2 separate regions of the Homo sapiens genome follow, and region 1 is linked to region 2. Evidence: read pairs that join two places in POLR2A ChIA-PET (ENCODE). Cell type or tissue: PC-3. All regions are shown on one strand. Each heading gives the region's core, and the rest is flanking DNA. Links, peaks and the distances in the headings are about the cores only. Region 1 overlaps DDX10 (DEAD-box helicase 10). Region 2 overlaps POGLUT3 (protein O-glucosyltransferase 3).

Region 1 (5,507 bases), core at 282-5,281, 280 kb after region 2:
AACTAGTCATCCCCCTGCTCAACTGTTTCAAATGTCCTCCAAGAGATGTACAATGTGGCAGAGACTTAGGTTCATGGTGATAAGTGAGGGGTGAAGCTATAGGTTATACTTTTTGTATTCTCATCACCTACTACAGGTTCATGCTCAGTGGGTTTTCAGGGTGTTTGACAAATGCTTATATTATTTATTTTTAGAATCTATACCATCTCAGTCTATAAGAGATCTGAAGTAGCTCACAGGAAATACATACCAAATAGTGAAATAAACTTAGCAGTAAAACTTCTGGCTTTGGTAAAACATTAGGACAGGAGGATCTGTATCATGGAGAAAATGGAATAATACAGGGATTGTATTAGTTTTCTGTGTTTGCTGTAATACATTGCTATACACTTAGTGGCTTAAAGCAACACAAAGTTATCTTAGAGTTCTGTAGGTTAGTAGTCTTAAATGAATCTCACTGGAGTAAAAGCAACGGGTCAATAATGCTGTTTCCCTTTCTGGGAGGCTCTAGAGGTGTTACCCTTTCCTTGTCTTTTTCCAGAAACCACCCACATTGGCCTCTTTCTGTATCTTCAAAGCCAACAACAGTGGGTCAAGTGCCAAATTCTTGCATCACATCACTCTGATCTCCCCTTCTGCCTCCTGTTTCCACTTTTAAGGATCCTTTTGACTTTTGATTACATTGGACTCATCTGGATGATCCAGGACAGTCTCCTTACTTTAAAGTTAGCTGATTAACTGCCTTAATTCGTTTTTGCCATGTAACTATATTCACAGGATGCCAGGATTAGCATGTGGACATTTTTTGGGGTCGTTTTTCTGGCTACCACAGTAACTGATGATAAAGCTCCATTCAGTTGCTCTAGTTAAGTCATAATTGTGCCTCTAAGCTGCCTTTATGGTGGCCGAAAGGAAAATGGGAAGTAGTCCTTGTTAGCTTTTGTATCTATGCTAATGAAAATACCACCTATAGTAGTGCTATTATAGTACAATCCATATGATCACTTCAATTGTTCTGGGTTCTGCACTAGTAGAGGTTGGCACTAGTATGGCTAATAAAATAAATTGGAAATGGATAATTTAATAATTAACCCATTTATCTCAGATGCTATTTAAATTATTTTTAATTATTTGATTATAACAACATAAAACTTTGCTTAAGTTTCTTTTACTTATAGCTGTCATATACCTATATGACCAAAACAAAATAACAAAGCTAAACACCAATAAACTTCAAATAAATAGCATTTGTTTATGGGATGGATGATAGTTTTTTTAGTTGGCCATGTGGGTACTCCACTGGTTTGTGTGACGATTCAGTGTTCCTACTCTATTTGAACTTACGCTAACCATCGCTCATACAGCTCCAGGGGTGTTGTTTGGTATTAGTGTAGTTTTCAATACTCCACTGAACTCAGATGGTAGATATGGTTGTAAGGTAGTCATCTATTTGATCTAGAATGTGCATTTAGATTTTAAGATTGTCATTGAAATGCAAAATTAAAAAGTTTTTATAGCCAACAACTCTTGAGACTTCTTGACACTACATCTGTTCTAGGGCTTTTAAAGACTCTGAACTTGACAAATGCTAAAATGGCAGAATTTGATTGTGTGTCTCATAGCCCCGCATCACTTTTTTTTCCATGGATAATATCTCACGACTAGATTTTCTATGCATTACTTTAATCCAATAACTCAGAGTAGGATGTGGCAGTAAGATTTTTGTTTTAAGATGCTGCCTCCCCAGGTATATTTTATCAGGAATATTTAGTATTATTATAAAATTACCAGGTAAAGAGGGAATTTTATGGCCACATGTTTTTGTGTGGAATGTGTTTTCTTACCTACTTCATTGTGTTGAATTTGTGAAAGAAACGGTTTTGATATGTCTTCAGAAATTGCCTGCATTGATCCATGTTAAAAAAAAAAAAAGAATCTCACACTATAAGAGTTAGACATAAATTGTGTTTGTTAGTGAAGGGTACTCCTATCAATTCCTTTGTTTCTCATTTTCTTTGAATTTGGAACATTCACTTACATCTTTTCCTTTTTGTGTTTTCTGTATGGTGTACGTGGGTTGATTCCCCCCCCACCCTTAGCATTCAATATGCTTAAGTGTTATTTTATATATTGGATTGAATTTTTATGGATGTTATTTGTCTTAACAAAATATGTATCTCTACAGAACATTGGCATAGCTTCCTAGATTCCTTGGTGGGTTAGTGTGTATATGAGGTAGCATGGTTATGGGTGGCCACCTGAGGACTAAGGAGAAGGCAGGGAAGGACATGGAAATGCTAAATTCTTTTCCACTTTCTGTATTTTTAAGAATGACTACTACATCTAATATGTTTACAAAACCCAAACCTGTTCAAACTCATGCATGTTTTCATATTAGTTTATATGGGAACATTCTCAACATTGATCCTTCAGAATTATGTATGGTCATTTTATTTGGGCAACTTAGGGCTGCCTCATTTGGTGAATAATTTCCTTTAAATGTATATGTAAATGAAATATGTTTTTATTTGGAAAAATATAAGATCATACTGGGATTTAATGTGTTTTTATTCATGTACAACATAACACTGTTTTTTTTTTTTTTTTTAAATTGGACTTCAGGGCCTGTATAGGAAAGACAGTTACTTTATCCTGTTTTTGTATCTCAATAACTTAGAGATGAGTGACCTGTTGAAGTAAAAGCCTAGAGTTTAGAAATGGGAAAATTGTTTATGCTGTTCTCAAAAAGGAGTTCTAAGTTTGTTGTTAGTCATTGCCACATATTCCTTTTCTGATTGGCAGGGCTGTTCACTTAAATCTTCACTGAAGTGATGTGAAAAATTTTCAAAGGTGGAAGAGTGAATAAGTATAGTAATTCAGTCACTAAGCACGCCTATTGGAATTCTAACAGTGTAACAAAATTTAATCTAATATATAATACTTTAACCATAGCCTGCATTTTAAAAATAATACAAATATAAGGTATAAAATGAAAATAATTTTCGAGTTCTCATCACTTCTGCTTTTATTATGGAGTGTGTTATAATCTCCAAGGACCTGGTTAGTTTTCTGCCTTTTCTTTTCCTAATGGCAACAGTACAAGCATCCATCAAAAATGAGAACCAGGGCATGAGCGGATCTTTTTCAACTCAGTTGATTACTCAAAGCAGGGAAGTTGTAAAGGAAGCCTGCCTCTGTTTTAAATGTTAGAAAAATGTTAATATTACTTGTGTTTTTCCTTTTGGAGAACAGTAGTAGTCTAGAGGCAGCGCCTCTAAATTTTTTTTGTGTGGCCTATGAGTTCGTTTTGTGTGGCAGTAACTATTTGTGGTCCTCTTTGATTCAGGACTCTCTAAATGGCTTTTAAAGACTTTAAACTTCAAATCTTTTCTATTACAACATTCCCTTGGTTTCGTATGCAGTTACTTCTGGCTTGGTGAGACAGTTTTCCTATCATTGTGTTGTCCTCAGTGATTATTGATTAGAACTCCTTTGTTAGCTGGGCAGCTCAGAAAAACATGTGGGGATCACTGTATTACAGAGACAAGGATTGTAGAAAAAGGGTCAATTATAAATTTGAATTTGTTTTCCTTGTAAGACATTTAGTATCCCTAATGATGGTGTTTCTACTCCAACTTACATATCTTTTGGCCTCTGCCATTTGGGTCACCAGAGAAAGTATCTTGTAAGAAGTAAAACTAACTGGTAGCATGGAGAGCTGTACTGTATACTCAATTTCCTGTAGTGTACATTATGTGGAAGACCATACGTTACTGCCATGGGAGATGTATTAAGAATGGAAAATAAGGTGTAGTTGTAATAAATCATTAAGTAAATTTATATAATATTTTCTACACTAATATAAATATGAAAAATCAAAGTTTGAGTTACTGCCCTCATTAAAAATGAGTACAGTTGACATTTATTGTTTAGACCTTGATCAAATTGCTATTTAAGCTTCTAAACTTTTAATTTCTATTGTGATCTAATAGCTGACAGGAGGAGGTTGAACTAGATCTCTTAACTCCCTTCCTTGCTCTAAAATTCTGATGCCTTGGGGTATTTTTATTCTTTATGGTTTGATATGATTCCCTTGTTATTGAATGCAGTGCTCAAATACAGCATTGACAAAACAGGCATCTACTAGTGAGGCAGAAATAGATAAGCGGCCCCTATGTAGGTAACATATTTGAGGAAATTGGCAGTTATTCCTCTTGGAGTTACTTTCCCACTTAGGACCAGTGTACTGTCAGGTAAATGGTGTGGCTCATTTATGTTTGGCTTATGAAAACAAAGCACACACCAGGGACTACAGGATAATAAATAAATCCTTTTCCATTGTTGATATCACTGAAATGATGGTAATTGGGCATTATCAGTACAGATCAGCAACCCAGGTTTAAAAACTAGGCAATAGAGACCAAAAAACCTAAGAAGGAGTTCCTGAAAGCAGAACATAAGTTACTAGTCAACTAGAAATTATCTTCTAGATGAAGGGGGAACTTGATATTGAAGGTCCTATGAGACAGAGGTTCTCCAAACATCTTAATTGTGTAGGCAAGGTGGATCACATTGGGGCTAAGTAAATGATCCTGATTAAAGTTAGGGGAATGCAAAAGTTAAGTCTAGATCATGGTCTCAAAGTTTTTTCATTTATGTAAAAATTATATACATTTTTACCCTCACATTTATAATATTTTTCTTCCACATCCCCATGGAGAGTGCTTGTCTGTTTGGCTGACAGTGAATACTCCTTTCCTTCTTTCCTTTCTCGGACAATAATATTGTTTTAAGCATTTCTTAAAATGTTGCCCATAGGCTGTGCTGGCTTTCCTTCGCTGTATGTAGAACTCTTTGATTCCCTTTAGTCAGAGTGTCTTTGAATTTCCCTATTATGCCTCAAAGAAATTGCAGCCACAAAGTGATGGTAGAACATATAGATCCTCTTCTCTTGTAACTTGTTGCTACTCCCTGTTCTCATTGATCCTTGAGCAGGCTTCACTACAGTGCATACCTCCCCACAGAGGGGAAGCTGGGTGTCCTTGGCAGAACAGGTGCTCACTTAATAGAGGCAGAGAAGGGTCTGGTGCATTTTCTTCCTCTGGTTGCAATTCCTTGGTGGCCAGATCACACTGTGCGCTGTAGCAGTAATATTGAGAAGTTGATTGCTCCTCTAATGGAGCAGGATGCCATTGCTGTCTTAATTTCATAGGCCTTCCTGAAGGTCATCCTCACTTGGGCTTATTTTTACTGTCTCTCTCTTCTTGGTTTAATAAGAATCCATAGTAACATAAACATTAAAAAAACCTATCCAAAAGGTATTCTATTACTAGAAACAATATGCCAGTAACAAATAAGTCTAAATAATCCAATTACCAGGTAGGAGATCTGTGGCCAGAGATGTGGGGGGATACTTAACATTTCAGAATGCATACTAAGTATTTACCGTATCAGTTAGCACCATGCTTTTTCCAGTATTGAATTTACTGGGCTTCCTTTTAAAATGG
Region 2 (5,258 bases), core at 1-5,000:
AATATGGCAAGCATAATCCTCTTTAATCTACCATTGTCATTTAAGATGCTAAAGCTCTTTTATCAACTCATCTTCTAAAGTAGATGTTATTTCAACGAAAATATGGGATTGAGTCTCAATTTGCCAGAAGCACTTTCAAGTTTAGAGTTTAAAAAAAACAGTCTTTTTATTTGCTGTATTATGTAAAAGAATGCTCTAATTTCATCCATTTGTCTGCTAGTGAAAGCTCACGCAAGTATTCGTGTATTCTGTTGTATAATACTAGGAAATACCTGAAATAATGTCGGACCGTGTTCAAAGCAAAAAAGAGATTCAGTGACTGGGTCCACTCACCAAGGCATTAGCTTCTTCCATTTTCTGTGTTTCACAATAAAACGTGAGCTAGCCCTTTGTTCTTACAAAGGGTGACCAGAAAAAACTATATAACTGAGGAACATCCACAAATCTTTAATCCCTAGGTTGGTCAGAATTTTCAGTACAAGACTTTTTCTAATATGCTACTGAATGCAAACATATATGTATAACCCACTCTGTCTCTAAGCTTTTTCTTCATTAATTAGCCTTGCATTTCCCTGAATACCTGTATTTCCCTGAATAGAGAGGAGATCATTTGTAACACCCCGCATGGCTTCAAGCATGGAGTGGGTGATGTCATACGTTGGAAGGACAACATCTCTTGAATCCAGAGAGCCACACCATGAAATGATAGGTATGGGGCTAGGGGTTCCATTGACTTTTCGATGCTCCAAGGGCCAATCTCCAAGATTAACATAAAATTCTAAATCTGGGAGAAGGACCTAAATAAACATATAAACAAACATCAGTGCTGGGAAGATCTCAGTCTTTGGTACTAAGTACAACAGTTCTTTGGTTTTCTTACATATTTTTGACAGGGCTAACCATTCAAAAACAGAGAAGAGAGAAGAATGCCTGTCATTGACAGGATGGCTGTGAATTTGTCACCTGTGAGGATCCTGCATGACAAATTCACTTAACCAGGAGTCAGCTACCTCTGTCCAGAGATGCATGTAAAATTCAGTGTTTGAGGCTGGGCGTGGTGGCTCACACCTGTAATCCCAGCACTTTGGGAGGTTGAGGCGAGTGGATCGTCAGGAGTTCAAGACCAGTCTGGCCAACATGGTGAAACCCTGTCTCTACTAAACTTACAAAAATTAGCTGGGCTGGTGGCAGGCACTTGTAATCCCAGCTACTCAGGAGGCTGAGGCAGGAGAATCGCTTGAACCTGGGAGGCAGAGGTTGCAGTGAGCCAAGATCGCGCCACTGCACTCCAGCCTGGGCGACAGAGCAAGACTCTGTCTCCAAAAAAATAGAAAAAGAAATAAAATAAAATAAAATGTAGTGTTAGAGAAGTGAAAATTGTGTAGAGAGGTAAGAATGAATAGCTTCGATAACCCTCTGCCAGCTGCCTAAGCAAGAGAATCTACAAAGTTAGAACCAAACCCTTGTTTTCCTTCACTGTCCCCATCTTTGCCTCATGTGCCCTTGCCTCTGGAACCTGCCAGTCCATTTCCATCTCCACGGTCAATGTCTCAGTTTAGACTCTCATCATTTCTTGCCTAGATTGCTGCAATAACTTCCTTACTAGGTGTTCTGATTCTGGGCTCTCCATACTGTAATCTGCTCTCCACAAGGCTGCTCAGATTTCCAAAACTAAAATTAATTCTAAAACTAAAATTTCTAAAATAACTTTGTTAATGTCACTACCAAGCTTAACAGAACCTTAAGCCTATGGCACAAGATCTCAACTCTCTGGCTGGCATTCAAGGCCTCACAATCTTGTCCCAGCTTGGCTATAAGCCTCATCTTTCATCTGCCCACCTACCAGGAAACCTTAGGCTACTCTCTGAAAATGCCATCCACCTCAACATGTAATTCCATTCACTTGGAATGTTTTACTTATTTAACTTGGCAGTCTCCTTTCTCATCCTCCAAGCCCAGATCTAACACCACCTCTTCTATGACTCACCCTCCTCAGGCACTTAAACCCTAGGTACTTAATTCTCTTGAGGCCTATCATCATATTGGGATATAATTATTTGTTTGTATTCACATCCCACCCCCACTTCCAAACAACAAAAACAAATCCCACTACAGTGGGCTACTCAGAGACTAGGACTGAGTCTCACTTATCTTAGATTTATTTCTTCCCCAGCCACTGGGCAAAGAACAAAAGGAAAGGGCAAGAGATGTGAATATTCACCCTCTTGCTTCCCTGTCATTATTATTATTATTATTATTTTGAGACAGTGTTTCACTCTGCCACCCAGGCTGGAGTGCAGTGGCGTGATCTTGGCTCACCACAACCTCTGCCTCTCAGGTTCAAGTGATTCTTGTGCCTCAGCCTCCCAAGTAGCTGAGACTACAGGCACGCACCACCACACCCGGCTAATTTTTGTATTTTTAGTAGAGATGGGATTTCATCTTGTTGGCCAGGCTGGTCTCAAACTCCTGACCTCAAATGATTCATCTGCCTCAGCCTCCCAGAGTGCTAGGATGACAGGTGTGAGCCACCGTGCCCAGCCTCCCTGCTATTATTTATAAACTCTTTAATAAACTCCACATTGGAAGTGCTCACTGTGGAGTAGGGTTTCTCAAGCTCATATTATTGACATTTGGGGCTGGATAATTCTTTGCGATGGGGTTGGGGGGTGCTATCCTTTGCACTGTAGGATGCTTACCCACTAGATGATAATAGCAACCCCTGAGTTGTGACAACCAAAAATGTCTCTAGACATTGGCAAATGTCCTCTGAGGGGCAAAATCATCCCTGGTTGAAATCTACTGCTATGAAGCCAGCAACATGGATTAAAGAGGCAAGAATACAGGGCACAGTTGACTAGTTGTAGCCCGGGAAGAGAGCACTACCTTTAGGAGCAGATGCCCATCACATGCTTGTATCCTCACATTGTGGGCTGGTGGTGGAGGGGTTGGGGACTGCTATTTAAAGTAAGAACTGACTGCAGCCACACAGTCAGCATACTTGGGGAATTGTATAACATATCAGGAAAACTGTGTTTTTTTTGGTTTATAAAACTCCCTTGGCCAGGCGCAGTGGCTCATGCTGAGCACTTTGGGAGGCCAAGGCGGGCAGATTACGAGGTCAGGAGTTTGAGACCACCCTGACCAACATGGTGAAACCCCTTCTCTACTAAAAAAACAAAAATTAGCCAGGCATGGCGTGCATCTGTAATCCCAGCTACTCAGAAGGCTGAGGCAGGAGAATCGCTTGAACCCAGGAGACAGAGGTTGCAGTGAGCCGAGATCGTGCCACTGCACTCCAGCCAGGGTGGCAGAGTGAGACTCCATCTCAAAGCAAACAAACAAACAAACAAACAAAAAAACTCCCTTTATGGTCTCTCTAAGTAAGAAAGATAAATATTGCCCACCTCCATCCTTCACCCTGTATGATCAGAAACAAGAACAAAAGGTGGTTTAAGTTGCTCTGCTTAAGAGGAATTTAGAGTTCTGCAAATGTGGAAAGAGAGGCTGAATAGTGAGATAAGGGGGCGCTATTGGGGGATGTGGGGAGCCTGAAAAACAGAGGGCCTAACCACATTAGTGAGAGGCTAAGAACTTAAGGTCAAGGACAGCCCTGAGAAATTCCCAGAGGCAAGTATGACTGAGAGTCTGATTAGTGCAGAGATGTCTATTTTTAAATATCAGGGTTTTTGTTTGTTTGTTTTTTAGTATGCACTGGTGAAAAAAAAAACAACCTGTTTCTGGTAGCCCAAGCTTTGACAAAATGTCCCATGCACGCTATCTTCTAGGTATGCTTAGGGTAAAACAAGGAAAATGTGTTCTAAGTTCAAGTCATTTTGAGGTGAAGAGAAGAAAACAGCTGCAGAAGGTGAAATCTAAGCAGGAGTAGTATTCAGCGGAACAGAGAACTTAAAGCGGCCTCTTGACATGGTTGTGCATGCCTATAGTCCCAGCTAGGATCAAGGCTGAGGCAGGAGGATGGCTTGAGCCCAAGAATTTGAGACCAGCCTGCTCAACACAGCAAGACCCCATCCCTATTTAAAAATAAATAAATAAATGAGACTGTTCTGTTTGGATATTGTAAATATAGACTATTTGAAAAAAAGAATAAGAAGTAACCTTGTTATAAATCTCTGGAAGCTCAAAGAAAGCTTGGGAGTGTCCTGTATGGCATACCTACCTGGGATGGGGGCTCAGCCACTTTATTCTATTTTATTTATTTATTTATTTATTTATTTATTTATTTATTTGAGATGGAGTCTCACTCTGTCACCCAGGTTGGAGTGCAGTGGCGCAATCTTGGCCCACTGCAGCCTCCACCTCCTGGGTTCAAGGGATTCTCCTACCTCAGCCTCCTGAGTAGCTGTGATTACAGGCGCCCACCACCACGCCCAGCTAATTTTTGTATTTTTAGTAGAGATGGGGTTTTGCCATGTTGGCCAGGCTGGCCTTGAACTGCTGACCTCAGATGATCCACCCGCCTCAGCCTCCCAAAGTGCTGTGATTGCAGGTATGAGCCACCATGCCTGGCCTCAAGCCACTTAATTTTAAATCTTACAGGAAAGTAAGATCCACAAAGATGGAGAACATGATGAACACTCAGGTTGCAAATATCTTAGATGCCCATTTCTCAGCCTGAAATCTGTTTCATCCTTTGTCATTATAATTCTAAACATTTAAATGTTATACCTAAATAATTAAACTGTATTATCAATTCATTCATTCTCCTACCTTTCTTGTCAATGATAACAAAATCTCATCAGAGAACATCTTGAAGTCTGTGTATTTCCCTAAAGATCTCCGGTAAACATGGTTATTGAGAATCGTGTAATGAACAATGGCACCTCTCTCATCCCCAAACCTTTTGGGGACTTCTTTTAGCATTTGCTGGAGATTGATGCTGGGAAAGGAAGCAAAATCTTTTGCAATCTGTGGTTCCTTGGTTGGACAAGAAAGAGTCTTCTGCCAGGCCTGAGGATCTTCCGGACACTCACAGTACTCATGGTACACTGGTCCTAGGGAAGGAAAACATGAAAAAGGCCGCACTCCATTAGCAAGCACCACAACACAGGGAGTCACTTCTGTCTCTGCTTCTTGGTGAATTCTAAGATTATCCAGAGATAATCTGCCCTAGACAAATCAGTGGTGTAAGTGATTATGTTAGAGTCCTACACTTTTACTTTCCTTTTCACACCACCTTGGATAAACAGTTTAGTATATGCCCTCTCCCAATCTAACCTACTCTCGGTCACTTAGCT

What was found. ChIA-PET counts read pairs that join two places held together with the same protein. Peaks named below come from ENCODE experiments on the same cell type or tissue, not always from the same donor. Only the 100,000 strongest peaks of a DNase experiment are listed, where the experiment ranks them.
Region 1: POLR2A ChIA-PET joins it to region 2 with 8 read pairs; 2 of 35 experiments call an interaction of 5 or more read pairs at or near these places.

Annotation. Positions count from the first base shown.
Region 1 is chr11:108,758,085-108,763,591 of GRCh38, forward strand. The region is part of intron 13 of DDX10 (DEAD-box helicase 10); the gene reads left to right. It overlaps LOC124902750 (a long non-coding RNA gene), which reads right to left. Exons shown (of 3, transcript XR_007062881.1): 2 at 251-314. Among named protein-coding and RNA genes, the nearest start is that of DDX10, 96 kb to the left of the region's middle. In PC-3, for the core only: no CTCF peak of the experiment used is centred there; no DNase peak of the experiment used is centred there.
Region 2 is chr11:108,481,426-108,486,683 of GRCh38, forward strand. It overlaps POGLUT3 (protein O-glucosyltransferase 3), which reads right to left. Exons shown (of 8, transcript NM_153705.5): 3 at 4,732-5,015; 4 at 581-797. Among named protein-coding and RNA genes, the nearest start is that of POGLUT3, 14 kb to the right of the region's middle. RefSeq lists a silencer at 1,257-1,435. In PC-3, for the core only: no CTCF peak of the experiment used is centred there; a DNase peak (open chromatin) is centred at 1,966.